Linked DNA regions of Homo sapiens: regions 2, 3 and 4 are each linked to region 1. The links are chromatin contacts, found by Hi-C or POLR2A ChIA-PET in ENCODE. All regions are on one chromosome and are shown on one strand. The core of a region is the stretch at or near the end of the contact, and the rest is flanking DNA. Distances in the headings are between cores, read along the strand shown.

The links. Hi-C counts contacts between places; a loop is a spot of excess contacts on that map. ChIA-PET counts read pairs that join two places held with the same protein, here RNA polymerase II (POLR2A). Pooled maps may share reads with other maps.
Region 2: a loop to region 1 is called in a map of PC-9, with 9 times the contacts of the local background. The contact joins the enhancer-like site here to the promoter of RMC1 in region 1. A Hi-C loop is called at or near these places in 4 of 168 maps with a recorded cell type or tissue (A673, B cell, PC-9 and 1 more), 2 of 37 single-sample maps with no recorded cell type and 9 of 50 pooled maps. POLR2A ChIA-PET finds 5 or more read pairs at or near these places in 2 of 52 experiments (A673 and endothelial cell of umbilical vein).
Region 3: a map of A673 shows a loop between it and region 1 (2.6-fold over the local background). The contact joins the enhancer-like site here to the promoter of RMC1 in region 1. A Hi-C loop is called at or near these places in 1 of 168 maps with a recorded cell type or tissue (A673), 1 of 37 single-sample maps with no recorded cell type and 2 of 50 pooled maps. POLR2A ChIA-PET finds 5 or more read pairs at or near these places in 1 of 52 experiments (A673).
Region 4: a pooled map shows a loop between it and region 1 (3-fold over the local background). The contact joins the enhancer-like site here to the promoter of RMC1 in region 1. A Hi-C loop is called at or near these places in 2 of 50 pooled maps. POLR2A ChIA-PET finds 5 or more read pairs at or near these places in 2 of 52 experiments (Panc1 and activated B cell).

Annotation. Positions count from the first base shown.
Region 1 is chr18:23,501,937-23,505,575 of GRCh38, forward strand. RMC1 (regulator of MON1-CCZ1) reads left to right here and starts at 1,575. Exons shown (of 20, transcript NM_013326.5): 1 at 1,575-1,784; 2 at 2,435-2,511. The coding sequence starts at 1,683. RefSeq lists a silencer at 1,287-1,936 and enhancers at 2,187-2,286, 3,532-3,639.
Region 2 is chr18:22,812,627-22,816,265 of GRCh38, forward strand. The region is part of intron 2 of RBBP8-AS1 (RBBP8 antisense RNA 1); the gene reads right to left. All of the region lies in intron 1 of LOC124904263 (a long non-coding RNA gene), which reads left to right. Among named protein-coding and RNA genes, the nearest start is that of RBBP8, 120 kb to the right of the region's middle. Within about 2 kb of position 1,550, at least 2 of the 41 ENCODE cell types and tissues checked have a DNase peak (open chromatin) inside an H3K27ac peak, as active enhancers do.
Region 3 is chr18:22,829,988-22,833,626 of GRCh38, forward strand. All of the region lies in intron 2 of RBBP8-AS1 (RBBP8 antisense RNA 1), which reads right to left. The region is part of intron 1 of LOC124904263 (a long non-coding RNA gene); the gene reads left to right. Among named protein-coding and RNA genes, the nearest start is that of RBBP8, 100 kb to the right of the region's middle. Within about 2 kb of position 1,809, at least 2 of the 41 ENCODE cell types and tissues checked have a DNase peak (open chromatin) inside an H3K27ac peak, as active enhancers do.
Region 4 is chr18:22,976,536-22,980,174 of GRCh38, forward strand. All of the region lies in intron 6 of RBBP8 (RB binding protein 8, endonuclease), which reads left to right. Among named protein-coding and RNA genes, the nearest start is that of RBBP8-AS1, 45 kb to the left of the region's middle. Within about 2 kb of position 2,021, at least 7 of the 41 ENCODE cell types and tissues checked have a DNase peak (open chromatin) inside an H3K27ac peak, as active enhancers do.

The sequences.
Region 1 (3,639 bases), core at 325-2,824:
TGGAGACCAGCCTGGCCAACATGGTGAAACCCGGTCTCTGCTAAAAATACACACAAAAAAATTAGCTGGGCATGGTGGCAGGTGCCTGTAATCCCAGCTACTTGGGAGGCTGATGCGGGAGAATCGCTTGAACCCGGGAGGTGGAGGTTGCAGTGAACCGAGACAGGGCCATTGCACTCCAGCCTGGGCAACAAGAACGAAATTCCGTCTCAAAATAAAATAAAATAAACAATAAAAATAAAGGGTTAACATGGGGGCTGAGCACGGTCAGCGAGAGAATCACTTGAGGCCAGGAGTCTGAGACCAGCCTGGGCAACAGAGAACGCTGTCTCTACAAAGCATAATAATAAAAAAATGAGCCAGGTGTGGTGGCATGCACCCGTGGTCCCAGCTACTTGTGAGGCTGAGATGGGAGGTTGAGACTGCAGTGAGCCGTGTTCGCATCACTGCTCTCCAGCCTGGGCACAGAGACACTCTGTCTCTGAAACAAACAAAAAAAGAGGGGCTAACATGGTAAATTTCATGTTTCTTATCAAGTAAAAAGGCTTGCTGACCCACAATCTATATTAGGTTTCCCTGTTACTAGCAAGGAGTGAAGGATGTGCTATCCCAAAATATGTCCAAAAATTGGTATATTATTTTGAGCTAAAAACACCGGAGAAATTGTAGTTTCAGAAAGGGCTAGATGACCTGTCGTTTCCTACAGGGAATAAGCAGTAAAGATTCCTCTGGGAGTGGCACCCTCTCTGTACCCGGGTCAGAAAATAGCCCTTATCACCAGAGACTGGGAGTTGGGGCTGCAATGGACCTGAATAAATGAACTTCCCAAGTAACACTTACCTTCCACTAATTTTACACCCTCCCCAATATTTCTCCTAGTGACTCTCTTAGAAATGTATCGCCCCAGCCAGATGCCTTTTGTGCTTTCTTCTCAAATGCATCATTCTTTGTCTAAAAAGTATAAAAGCATCTTGCTGTGGCCACTTCTTCAGACCTCACTCTCTTTTGAAGGTCCCCATGAAAAACTAATAAAGTGTGTATGCTTTTCTTTTGTTTATCTGCCTCTTGTCAATTCGGTTTCTGGCTCCAGCGGAAGAGCCCGCAGAAGCGCTGAGGGGACTGGAGACGGTCTCTGGCGCCCCTACACCTGCTCAGTGAGCCTTCAGCCCCTTCTCCCTGACGAAGCTCCCAGAGGCTGGAACTCTGGCGCGGGAGGCACTTGGGAAATCCTCCCGAAAGCAAGGAGGAGCCTTTCCTAGACCGGGAGCGGTCCCACGCGGGGGTACAGGTTGGGGCAGGGGCGACCGAGCCGGGCACAGGAACTCGCAGCAGGGTAGGGTTGGCGGCTACGCCGCCCTCGGTCCGCGGGGAACCACGCGGGCTTCCGGGTCACGCCGCCGCGTTCCGACCGCCCTCGGGGAGAGGGGAGGAGCCTCCAGCGCCGGGCGGGGCGTGGTTAAGGCCGGTGGGCCCCACCGCAGCCAGACGCTGCCCGTTTAAGCGCAGAGGGCCGCGGGTCACGTGGTGGGCGGGGTGGGGGCGTGGCACCAGGAAGCGGCGTCCGCGCCGGGCCCAGAGCCGCAGCCGCAGCCGCCGCTACAGTCCGGGCCGGGCTCCACCGCGCATCCTGCTCCACTCTGGCGACCGCCCCCGGGGCCCCCGCCGCGGGCGCGGCGCCCGCCATGGGCGAGGAGGACTACTATCTGGAGCTGTGCGAGCGGCCGGTGCAGTTCGAGAAGGCGAACCCTGTCAACTGCGTCTTCTTCGATGAGGCCAACAAGCAGGTCCGGCGCGCCCGCGCTTCCTCCCCCGCGCGGCCCTGCCGGGGTCGTGGGCGCGCCAAGGCCGGTCCCGCGCGACCAGGCCCGAGCGTCCCCTCCTGTCCTGTCCCGTCCCGTCCCAGCGCGGGAGGCGGCGCGCGCTCCTTCCTTGTTGGGTGGGCTCAGCCGCGGCCAGGTGTCCTCGCAGGTGACCTCGGGGCTGGACCCCCGAGCCAGCTGCGCGGATGCAGTGGCCCCGTGGCCAGTGTCTCAATTGTTGGCGCGCCCGTCTTATCTAGGCTTCTTTTGTTGTGTTTGTCATTAGTTACACTCGTAGTCAAGGGTTTAGACGTCGAGATTTTCATTTTCCTTGAAATTTTGTAAAGGGGGAAAAGACTGTACTTCAGGCGTATCAGCGGCGCCGATGCGCGAACCGGTGTTAGAACTTGGAGCCTCGGGAACCCGACCCGGTGTCACGGTGGCATCCTTTTCGCTCTCTGCTCTTGGTTTTTAAAATTCACCTGAGCAGCCAAACATCTGTACCTTGATATGTGCCGTGTTACTTTAGTTGAACCCAGGGTGGTGTATAACAGAAATAATCGCTTGCGGGTTGGCTTCTGAGTTTAGATCCTTTCAGAGTTCAGGCTGTTAACCTTGCTGCTTTTCCCTCTCAGGTTTTTGCTGTTCGATCTGGTGGAGCTACTGGCGTGGTAGTTAAAGGCCCAGATGATAGGAATCCCATCTCATTTAGGTAATGGTATAGACACTTTCAGATCATTTTGTCATGTAAACAGAATGATGTTTTTCTAATTCAAATGGTTTTTTATAATTTTGTCATTTGGTCTGCCCTAAGAGGCCTGAAGTCTGTGTGCGCACATGGAATTCCTGTCTGTAGGGAGGGTCTTCGTGGCACTTACTAGCACCTCTTGTCAGAGTGGAATATCTGGAGCAGTTGATTTGGGAGCCAAATACTTCAAAAGTGGGGCAGCCACTTCCTAGCACTGGAAATTAACAAGTCAGCGTGATGATGTGCCCATTTCTGGTTTGTTCACAGAGGAGGGCGTTCATTTCTTTAGCCCAGGTCTTTCCAGAGTGGCAGGTGGAGGAGATTCATTGTTTCTCATGTAATAATACAAGAAAATCATGGCTTCCACTATACTTAAGGTGACTGCATAGTCCCAGTTCGCACTGTTGAACAGGTTTAATGATCAACAGCAGGGCCTTTCACTTTCAGAAGTGTCTCGATTTGGATGATAAGCTATCTGGCCACTGTAACACTGGTGCTTACAGAAGGTGAAAGTATAATGTAGGCCCTCAATTCAGTAGTGACTTAAAAAATTTTACTGTTGGTCTGTGTTAATGAGAAACTGTCCTTTTTTGAGAGGGAGCCTCCCTCTGTTCCCCAGGGTGGAGTGCAGTGGTGCGATCTTGGCTGACTGCAACCTCCGCCTCCCAGGTTCAAGTGATTCTCCTGCTTCAGCTTCCCAAGTAGCTGGGATTAGAGGCGCCCACCACCACGCCCGGCTAATTTTTTTTGTATTTTTAGTAGAGATGGGGTTTCACCGTGTTGGCCAGGCTGGTTTCGAACTCCTGACCTCAAAACGATCCGCCCGCCTCAGACTCCCACAGTGCTAGGATTACAGGCATGAGCCGCTGCACCCGGCCTGAGCAAGGTTTTAAAGTATGGATGGGGTTCGAGCATGGTGTTTTGGGGAACTCTGGGTCTGTGTAACTGAAGGTTACATAGGGTGTCTCCACAGGGAAGGGGAAATGGTGGTGGTGTGGCCACTGGCAGGGGCCAGCTTGAACCTTACATATTCTCCTATGAAATTAGAGCTTTATCTTCTTATTGAAACTTATCAGGTGGGGTGTGGGATGA
Region 2 (3,639 bases), core at 300-2,799, 690 kb before region 1:
AATATTGTTATGTGTGAATTTGATCCTGTCATTATGATGTTAGCTGGTTATTTTGCTTGTTAGTTGATGCATAATGTAAATGTTATGTATTATGTGCCTAATCATCTGCTGGTTCAGTTTTTTAATATTTGGATTATTTAGTATCTGGTTTTGTTTAACGGAACAGGACTGTGGTCAGAACAATGGCATGGTCAACCGGGATGCCCTCCTTCTGCAAGATAGGGAAGGGCGGGTGCTACATGACTGTGGGAACCAGGTGTCTGGCAATTGGGATGGTAACTGTCAAGAAATGCAAGTGTCTGAGGCTTTACCCTACTGGCAAGCTAACTTGTTTTATGGATGCTGTTAGAAGATGCAAGATTCCTGGATCAGGGAAAAGGATTTTATTACCTAAGCCACAGGAAGCAGCATGAACTTCATGCTTGCATCAGTTTCCCTTGCCCATCAGGTCACACAGGGGCAAAGTAGAGATTCCCAGGTTGGTGCTGTATACACTATGGGTTTCTATCACAGTTGAGTAATCTCAAGCTTAGGAAACCCAAATCTTATAATGGGCTGCAAGCAAACCTGCTTAACCTTTGCTCCAGAGAGAGACATACTGAACAAAAGCAAAGCTCTACTCTGGAGGAAGACACTATCTCTTTTTTCCAAGACTTTTCACTATAAAACATCCTTGGAAAGGTTGTCTGGAACAAAGGGCTGTCAGTGCCTCTGTTCACTAGCTGTGCAAGAGATGTATGTAGAAGTAGAATTACCTTCAACAGTGACTTAGCAGGTTCTGAAAAAAAAACCTGGAGTCACGAAATATCAGCCCATTTTATCATTCATCTGCACCAAAAGAAAATGTTGGTGAAATTAAAATTTAAAAACCCAACTCTCTACTCCCTCCCTTTCAAAAAAATTTAAGCAAAGCATGCAGCCTGGTACACAGTAGGCATCCAACAAGTGCTGATACCCATTCTCAGGCTCCCCACACATATCCTCTCACATAATTTTGGTGCTCATTTATTCTTTTCTTTGACATATGCTCTTATTTTCATTGTTTTCATCTTTATAAAAAATATTGATGTTGCAATTATGATTCGCAAAGGAATATGTCCTAGATGACCATATTTATAACTTCCCCAAAGGTCCAAAGAACTTTTTTGGATGTTTTGTACTGGAGTTGGTCTTGAGTTTCTGCACATGTGATACACTAGGTGGTGCTAATTGACTGAGCTGAGCAGGGACACTCTTTGCAGCGACGTTAAAGACTAAACCTCACTGAATAGATGTTTTTACAGACGTCAATCAAAGGAGGAAATCTCAATTATTAATAACTGCACTTCTTGAAGATATAAAGAGAAAATGCTATTAATAACGATCATGGTCTTTTCCTTCCCAAATTATTTATAATTACCTGCTTTGCCAAGGACAGAATTCAGCTCTAATTCTGCAGACATTGTCAGGTAATTGTTACGTTCAAGAAAAGCTCTAGCCTGAGTGAAATCTCCTAAACTAGAAAGTTGCCTTTCCTGGAGGAGCAACAATATGGAGAAATGCTTTGTAGAGCAAGGCAGAATTTTCTTTCCAGACCCAGGCAAGCTCAGGCAAGAACCTAAGACTACAGCCAGGTGTAGGGGAAAAAAATTCCTCAGCTGGTCTAGATCAACAAACCACTAAATCACTAAACTAAAGGGCTCCTTTACTAATTTGTCTTACATGGTCAGAAACATAATTTCAAGAAAAAGAAAGTCTTTATTTGAATTTATTGTTCAGACTAAAAGCGAATTAACCAGCAGGTAATCCAGGGCCAATATGAAACATAAAGGAAGATTTATATGAATCATACTTCCTCTGCATTGTATTACAGGAGAAATATAGTTCTAATTTGTAAACGTTCAAAGCATTTCTGACCCTTAAATAACTCCGATTTATAAAAGTAAACACACAAGCCAGCTTTTACTGTCTTTGTCTTTTATGAGTGCCGATGCATTAGGCAGCATTCTTGCAATGCCACACCAATGTGCCCCTACCAAGTAAGGTCAAAATAATAACTGTTCCAATTCTTTTTGTTGTTTTTTTTATAGAGATGGAGGTCTCACCATGTTGCCCAGGCTGGTCTCCAGCTCCTGGGCTCAAGTAATCCTCTCACCTCAGCCTCCCAAAGTGCTGGGATTATAGGCATGAGCCATCACACCCAGCAACTGTTCCGATTCTCAATGACACCTCTGTCTAGTGGAAATCCCACACCAGGTCTTTAGTTCTCCATTATATAAGTCATGAAACTGTCTTTATGAATGGCTGCACCTGGAAGTTTGATGCCTGAAGGTTTTTTTATGTAAACTGGATTATATTTAAGTAAAGATATCCACCCCATAGCTGCAAAGGACTGTCATCAGTGAAAGGAGAAGTTAAAAAAAAATAGAAAAAAATATATATATAGGTAGATATAAATTATTGGTAATATTTTAGTTCTCGAATGAGTAGCATCCATTATATTCTAAAAGCATAAATAAGCAAATAAAATAAGAAGGCCATTCATGAAACAATGACAATAATATTTTATGAAGCAAGGACTATAATTAATCCAATTCTATGTACTTAAATAAATAAACAGAATAAGTCAAAGGTAGCATAACATTCCACATCCATGTGACCCAATGCCTAAACATCTGCCTGTAACTACTCAACTCAGTCCTGGGAAATAACGTGGGCAAAAATAATTCAGAATCAGGATGTCTGGTTCTCCCACATTGGTGGGAACTTGAGTGAGGAACAGTCACGCTGATAATCTTTTTTTTTTTTTTTTTTTTTTGATACAGAGTCTCGCTCTGTTGCCAGGCTGGAGTGCAGTGGTGCAATCTCGGCTCACTGCAACCTCTGCTTCCCAGGTTCAAGTGATCTTCCTGCCTCAACCTCCTGAGTAGCTGGGACTACAGGCACGTGCCACCACGCCCATCTGTATTTTTAGTAGAGACGGGATTTCACCATGTTGGCCAGGATGGTCTCGATCTCTTGACCTCGTGATCTGCCCGCCTTGGCCTCCCAAAGTGCTAGGATTACAGGCATGAGCCACTGCGCCCGGCTGCATGCTGATAATCTTACAAGGCTTCAGGTCAGAGTAAGGGGACAGGTGCCTCCTTCCTGAGGAATGAAAATGTGCAAGGATCAGAAGAAACATCAGAAGTCATGTCCTGGTGTTATGGGATCTTTGGGGTGTCAATTTTCTGGCCAGAAACCTCTGTGGCCACAGCACCTTTGCCCAAGCTCTTGTCCTGAATCCAGGAAGAATGAAGTATGCAGACAAGTGAAGGGTGAACAAGACAAAAATGAGCTTTACTGAGTGTTACAACAGCTCAGAGGAGACCTGCAGTGGGTAGCTCCTCTCTGTAGGCAGGTCATCTATGGAGTTTTCAGTTCTCAGCAGAGAGGTGGCCCTGGAGAGGATAGCTCCTCTCTGCAACTGGTCATCCTGATGTCTGCAGCTCTGCAGCTCTCCCCCAGAGAGGAGGCCCTGGAGATGACGGCTCCTCTCTGCCAGCAAGTCGTCTCTGCAGCTCTCAGCAGAGAGGATAACTCCTCTCTGCAACTGGTCATCCCATCATCTGCAGCTATCAGCAGAGAGAATAGCTCCTCTCTACAGCTGGTCGTCCCATC
Region 3 (3,639 bases), core at 559-3,058, 670 kb before region 1:
AGTGTGTTCTTGTCTCCTGGAACACAAGCTGAGAGGATGTCTGGAGTCCCTGCCACCATCTGACTACCACGTAAAATCTGAGACTAAAGAAAACACTACAGAAGATAGAACCAGGAAATAGAGAAACCAAATTCTGAAGGTACTGCTTGAGCTCTGAATTTAGTACTGCCTTAATTTAGTCTACTCCCTAGACTTTTTAATTATGTAAGTCAATAACATTGTTTTTTGCTTAAACTGGTTTGAACTGAGGATTTCGTCACCTGCTACAGAAAAAAAATATTTGACTGATTCTAGATCTTTAAAAATTAGATTCCTGGGTCCCAATGTCAGATATTCTGAATGATTATGTCTAGGCCTTGAAATCTGTTTTTTAACAAGATCCCCAACAGTATCTATTATGTTCTCGGTTGCAAGCAGCAGAAATAAAAGTCTAGCAGAGCCAAAGTAAAAATAATTTAAAAGACATTAGAAAAGATAAAAAAAAAAAAAGGACATTAGGCAGCTTACAAAATCAAGGAGGTATTAAGGAGGTATGGAAAGGAAGGCTTGGAGCTACACAGTCAAGAACAAAGCCCAAAAGTCATGCTGCCAAACTCATCTTGTGAAGTAGTCATGGGTGCTACCAAAAAGCACCAAACATTATGGCTTGTACAACTGCCCCTAGGAGCTTAATCTTGGGGCAACCACCACTTCCTCTAGCATTACTGCCACTGCTACCCTGCTATATAACCTAGTTATCCAATATAACCTATATAATCTAGTGATTCAATTCCCATGTGCTAAAGGTTAGAACAACCTGAAAGAAAATTATTATCCTCACATGTACTGGGAATTTGACATAATATATGGCATACTTACCGAAAAGTTGGTAAGGAAAATTTTTTGGAATCTTATAGTAGAATTAAACATGAAACCCTTTTTCTATAACCTGTTGTGTCTTTAGCATGAGGGTAAAAGATTTTCCTCTCCTCTCACAGGGACATTTGTCCTCAGCAATGCTATTCAAATTAACCGAAAAGCTGGTAAGGAAAATTTTTTGGAATCTTACAGTAGAATTAAACATCAAACCCTTTTTCTATAACCTGTTGTGTCTTTAGCATAAGGGTAAAAGATTTTCCTCTCCTTTCACAGGGACATTTGTCCTCAGCAATGCTATTCAAATTATTCCAGCCAAATAACGTCCCATTTCTGATGATCCATTGCCTTGCATTGCTATTTGTCTATATTTCCTCACAGTCTTAACAGAATTCTGAAAAAAAGTGAGTTTGACCTCCTCATTAAGCTCCCTACTATGGCATGTGACAGGCATGCTCCCTGTTTCCTCCAACATGCAACCCGTTACCCACTATCAGCTTTAAGCCAGAAACATGGTGAAAATTCTCAGGTGATGGGTCAGATCAAGAATGAAGACTTTTTGGGCCCTTTTGCCACAACAAAATCTGTTTCTCAGTGTGGCACCTGGACAGCCAACAAAGTCCCAGGAGAGGAACCATTTTCTCACATATCCTTTTATGCACAGTGACCCACGTGCTGATTAGTAACCTGCAAGCACTTCCTTGATCACTCACAATACTTTTGGTTATAACCACTGCCTCTACCCTATACCTCATTTGATTATTGCATAGTACCACTGATGGATGCTGTTGCAATCCCCCTTTCCCCTTTGACAGTTTATTTCAGTGGCTCCCACACACAGCTAAGGCTCTGAGTCACTGTCTGTCTGTTTTTCCATTGCATAAGCTCAGAGGAGGGCTTTGCAAGTGTTTGATGCTGGGGCTTTTACCCTCACCTTGGTTGTATCCCTTTGGAACATTGCTAGAAGATATCCCTCCTGAGCACTGAACCTGTGCCAGCCTTTTGTCTCTTTTCTGATCTTTGCTCTCTGAGTCCTGGGACTTCCTCCAATAGTCTCTTTTGTTATGTTTGGGTTATATTACTTCATGTATAATTATATTTGCATAGTTCTTTTCCGGTAGTAGCAAGAGCAAGGGGAGGTCTCCTTTATCCAAAAACCTGTGTCTCCTTAGAGACCTACAGGAGGCTCGGGATACTCTACAATGAGCACATTTCATATCTTACTTTAGTCAAACTGCAAGATATATTAGATTTATCGAACCATAGAGACAGAGGTATCTAGGAGGTTTCTTAGTTATTTTCCCCTGTAAGAAAACAGAAATTCAGAAAGGGAAGTTATTTTCTCAGAGATAAACAGCTATTGACAAACAAATCTGGGACTAGAACCCAAATTCAGGATACTTTCTTCTTTACTAATCTGAATTTTCTTCTAGAGTTTTTCCTTTTTCGACCATGTGTAACCTTTCTGTAAGAGACTGTCTTTGCATATAGTTACTTAATGGGTGATTTAATGACAGGGAAAGAAGAATGGAAATATCCAAGAAGGCTTTATACAATAATGTGGTAGACAAAGACATCCATATCCTATTCCATAGAACCTGTTTTTTTCTTTTTTCTTTTTCTTTGCTTCTAACACACCAAGCACATATAGAACCTGTTAATATATTCCCCTACAGAGCAAAAGAAATTTTGCAGATCTAATTAAGAATCCTTGAGGTGGGAGATTATCCTGGACTATATGAAGGGGCCCATGTAATAACAAAGGTCCTTTCAAGTGAAAGAGACAGGCAAGAGAGTCAGAATCAGAGAAGAAGATGTGACAGTAGAAACAATATTAGAGTGATGGGATGTGAGGACTCAAATCTTCCATCGTTGGCTTTAAAGATGAAAGGTGAACACAAGCCAAAAATTGTGGGGCAGCCACTATAAACTGAAAAGGCAAGGAAATGTATTCTCCATGCCTTTCTAGAAGGAATGTAATCCTGACAATATTTATTTTAACCCAGTGAACTCCCTTTGGACTTCTGACTCCAGAACTGTAAGATAATAAATTTGTATTGTTTTAAGCCAATAAGTTTGTGGTAATTTGTCACAGCAGTAGTAGGAAATATGGTTTTAGAAGTAAATCTAATATAAAACCACAATAATAATGGTTATGTCGCATTTTATATGTGACAGGCATTATGCTACACCCATAGTGTCCATTACCTCATTAAATCCTTGGAATAATTCTAAGGCCAGATAATAACATTATTCCTCTGTTATGGTTGAGGAAAATGAGAATTTTCTCACTTGCCCAGCCACTCATTAGTAACTATTAGAGTGAAGAGTTTGTCAGATTTTCAAGTGTATATTCTTAACCATCATGCTATATTTTCTCCTTAAAAATATTATTTGATCTATTTTGTACAAAAAGAATATCCAAGAGCCCCATAGTTGACTTTTGCTTCAGGAAATGATGAAGTAACCAACACCAGGTTAACCCAAGCACAACCTAAAGAAAACATGAAATGACTGTTTTCAGTTATTGGGCAGACAGCACAATACTGTGATCAGCAAGAAAAGGGAAACAAATGAGGAGAGCCCTATAATCATCCTGGATTTCTGTCTGAAGACAATTCTTTTTACTGTGATTTGGAGAGTAGGATATCAAGCTGAGCATAGCAGTCTTTCTGAATTAAGACAGAATCAGAATTCAGGAAAACTGAAGAACAAAGTACGAAAAAGAAGTCTTGTGTACAAGGTCTGTGTACAGAAAGACTTCCGAAAATATGCACAGGAATT
Region 4 (3,639 bases), core at 771-3,270, 520 kb before region 1:
AAATATCAATGTGTTTGATTACAGGATGATGCTTCAGACTCCACTGGAGCTGTTATGTAATTATGTATATATGTTCTGTATTACTGTATTACTTTCATTTTTTTTAAAAAATATGAATTTGGAATCCCGTCTGGTTCCAAGGATTTTAGATAAGTGATTGTTGACCTACATTAATTTATGTGAAGTGATTATGTATGTACGTAGCTTATGGTATTTTGAACACATCAGCCTTGATCTTTATGAGTACCAAAGGGATGAGATACCAAGTGTGTAGAAGTTAACACAGAATTAGATAGACGATTGCCTCAAAAACCAATGTGTATAAGTTAGGTTGAAACTATATCGTGTCATTTGCTTGGTAGAAATATGAATTCTAATTAGTTTAGAATTTATTTTTAGTGTTCTCAAGCACATGCATTTTTCCTGTTGAAATTCAAATTTTAGAAAAGAAGTGAAGGCTAAAGTTTGAAATTACAGGAAAGAGTAATCATATAGATGAGCTTAAGGCATGTATGTTTATTTAGGACATGCTTAGTCAAAAGAGTATAGGAGATGATCTGATTGTGTCTTTTATTCTCTTCTGAAATATAAGATAGTTGTGATTCTCATGAACCAACTTCTTCTGTAGCTTGGTCGCAAAGAAATTGCATTTTGCTCAGCAGTTTTGTTTTGTTTTGTTTTGTTTTTAAAAAAGCAAGTATCATCTTGTAAAGGCAACCTAATTTTCTCTGATCACCTAAACCACTGTCATATTATGCTATTTGTGCCTGAAATTTCCCTGAACTTTAGAAGAAAATATTATTTGACTTCTGCTTGTTAAATGCAGTAACTCTAACTCTTCTGAGCTAGTTTTGATGTTACAAGATGGCTTATATGATAGGGCAGTTATTAGTGACACCAAAATTATTCAGTAAAATTTTGCCACTATAAAGTTAAAAATGTGTATAAAGCTAGGTATTGAGGTCATCATTCTTTTCGTTTTAGAAAATAGATGTGATGGGTCAGTGAAAGTCAAGGGAGTCTATACACGTAAGAGTTCAAAGGACTGTAGAACTCATTGCATTCAACCCTCTTCTAAATTGAATTCCTTATACAGCTTCTTTAACAAATAGCTATTGTTTGAACACGTCTAGTAGAAGTTTACTGTTTCCCAAGCCTATTTAAATTTAGTGAGACAAAATTATTAGAAAATTCTAAGTTTATAGAAATTACACTGCTTATAAGTTATATTTCTTGATTATGACTGCCTTCCAGGACCATCTTAAGCAAGTCTCTTCTCCTGTGCTACTTGACGACTCTTTTGATACATGAAGACAGCTATCATGGCCCTCCTGAGTCTTGTTTTCTCTAGAGTAAATATCCTCTGTTCATTAACTGTGGCATTAAATATCCTCTGTTCATTCATGTGGCATTACTTCAACTCTTCAAACTGTGAATTTTTAAAAATGTTTTAGTTCGTCAATATCTGAATTAAGAAATCAATATTCTAGGTATAGCCTGATCAGTGGAGCAGTACTGCCACCTCCCCTACAATGGCTATAATGTTACTTCGTTAAGTTTAAATTATGTTTTAACTGGAAATGTAAGTTCTTCAGAGTAGAAAAGGAAAAAAGCTGAATATTTAAAACTTTTTTACAGACTCATGAAGGGAAACCCCAGATCCATAATTATAGGTCTTTAGGGAAGAAACCAACTAAAACAGTTTTGACAGGAGTTTAAGAGGGAGCAGAGGTCCATAAATCAAACAGCTCAAGCCATCAGAAGGAAAAGTGAAAGGAGGACAAGTGTGCATAATTAATTTAACCAAAAGCTGTGACGTGAACTCTTTCTCTCAGAAAATCAGTGAGACTAGTGTTTTAAAGGATGAACTTGGTTAACATATGGAGTTTTGTTTTTTCCTTTTATGACAAAGGAAGACAAAGCCAGCACTCATTTACTTAGTTTGGGCACCTCTAGTTAGAGCTAGTTTTGTTTGTTTTTTTGTTTTTTCCTTTTGTGATCCCAGCTTCTTCCACATTGACTCTGCCAGGAAATCAATTGCTTCTCGTGACTCATTCATGTTTCAGGTGGAATTTTTATGACTAATAGGCAAGCAGGCTGTGACGTGATTAGTTAAAGCTAGGTCAGATAGATTTCACACTCCATTAATTTATAAGCCTTTCTCATATGACTTTAACTTACTGTTTTTCCAGAATAAGAAAATTACAGGAAGAGATTAAAAAATTAGATATCAGATCTATTGCACAGAATGGTGACTTAATAATGATTGTATATTTCAGAACTGCCAAGTAGATTTTAAATGTTTTTACTACAAAAAAAAGATAAGTGTGTGAAGTGATAGATGTTAATTAGCTTGATTTAATCATTCTACACTGTAAACATGTATCAAAACATTTTGTTGAACCCAGTAAGTAGATACAATTATTATTTGTCAATTAAAAATAAAATTTGGCTGGGCACAGTGGCTCATGCCTGTAGTCTCAGCACTTTGGGAGGCCAAGGTGGGCAGATCACTTGAGGTGAGGAGTTTGAGACAGCCTGGGCAACATGGTAAAACCCTGTCTCCATTAAAAATACAAAAACTAGCCAGGTATGGTTGCACGCGCAGCTGTAGTCCCAGCTACTCGGGAGGCTGAGACACAAGAATCACTTGAACCTGGCAGAGGTTGCAGTGCGCTGAGATCGCACCACTGCACTCCAGCCTGGGCAACAGAAGGAGACTCCGTCTCAAAAACATAAAATAAAATTTTAAATAATTTTATGTTTATTTTATTTTATGTTTATGTTTATTTTATTTAAAATTTAAAAAATTTTAAATAATTAGACATTAGCTCTAAAGATTGTTCCTTGGTATAAAATGTAGGATTAAAGCCTACAAATAATATTGGTATCATTCAGGAAATTAAAGTGTAAATCTTTTTTGGGAAAAATTAGTCTTTGTCTTCCAATTAATGTTTCTTAAAAATCTCTGTTGGTCATAGTTCATACAGTTCTCACTATATAAGCTTTTATTTGGAAATAGTATTGCAAGTTGATACGAGTCTAATAGGACAGACTGATTTGGTCATGTAAAGCCTAAATGTCTGACAGACTGGTAACAATTGGTTGGCAAATAAGGTCAGTAATGGTTTGACATGGGAAAGTCAATTAACTTTATTTTTACTCAACATTCACAATTCAATTCAAACCCAATCTTTCAGTTACAGTTGATCCTGAATTGAGTTGGGCAAGAACATATGCCTAGATCCACACAAATTTATTCTCTAGTGGAATCTGGGAATGTCTCCTATTCACTCAACAAATGTTTACGCCATACCTACTGTATGTCTACTGTGGTAGGCTCTTGTGATTCATCGGTTAACCAAAGATCCCATCCTCTTAGAACTTATATTCTAACAGGTGAGCAATAGATACAATAAATAAATTGCAGCTGGGCGCCGTGGTTCACGCCTATAATCTCAGCACTTTGGGAGGCCGAGACGGGTGGATCACTTGAGGTCAGGAGTTTGGGACCAGCCTGGCCAACGTGGTGAAACCCTGTCTCTACTAAAAATACAAAAATTAGCCAGGCATGGTGTTGCACGCTTGTAATCCCACCTACTCAGGAGGCTGAGGCACTAGAATCACTACAACCCAGGA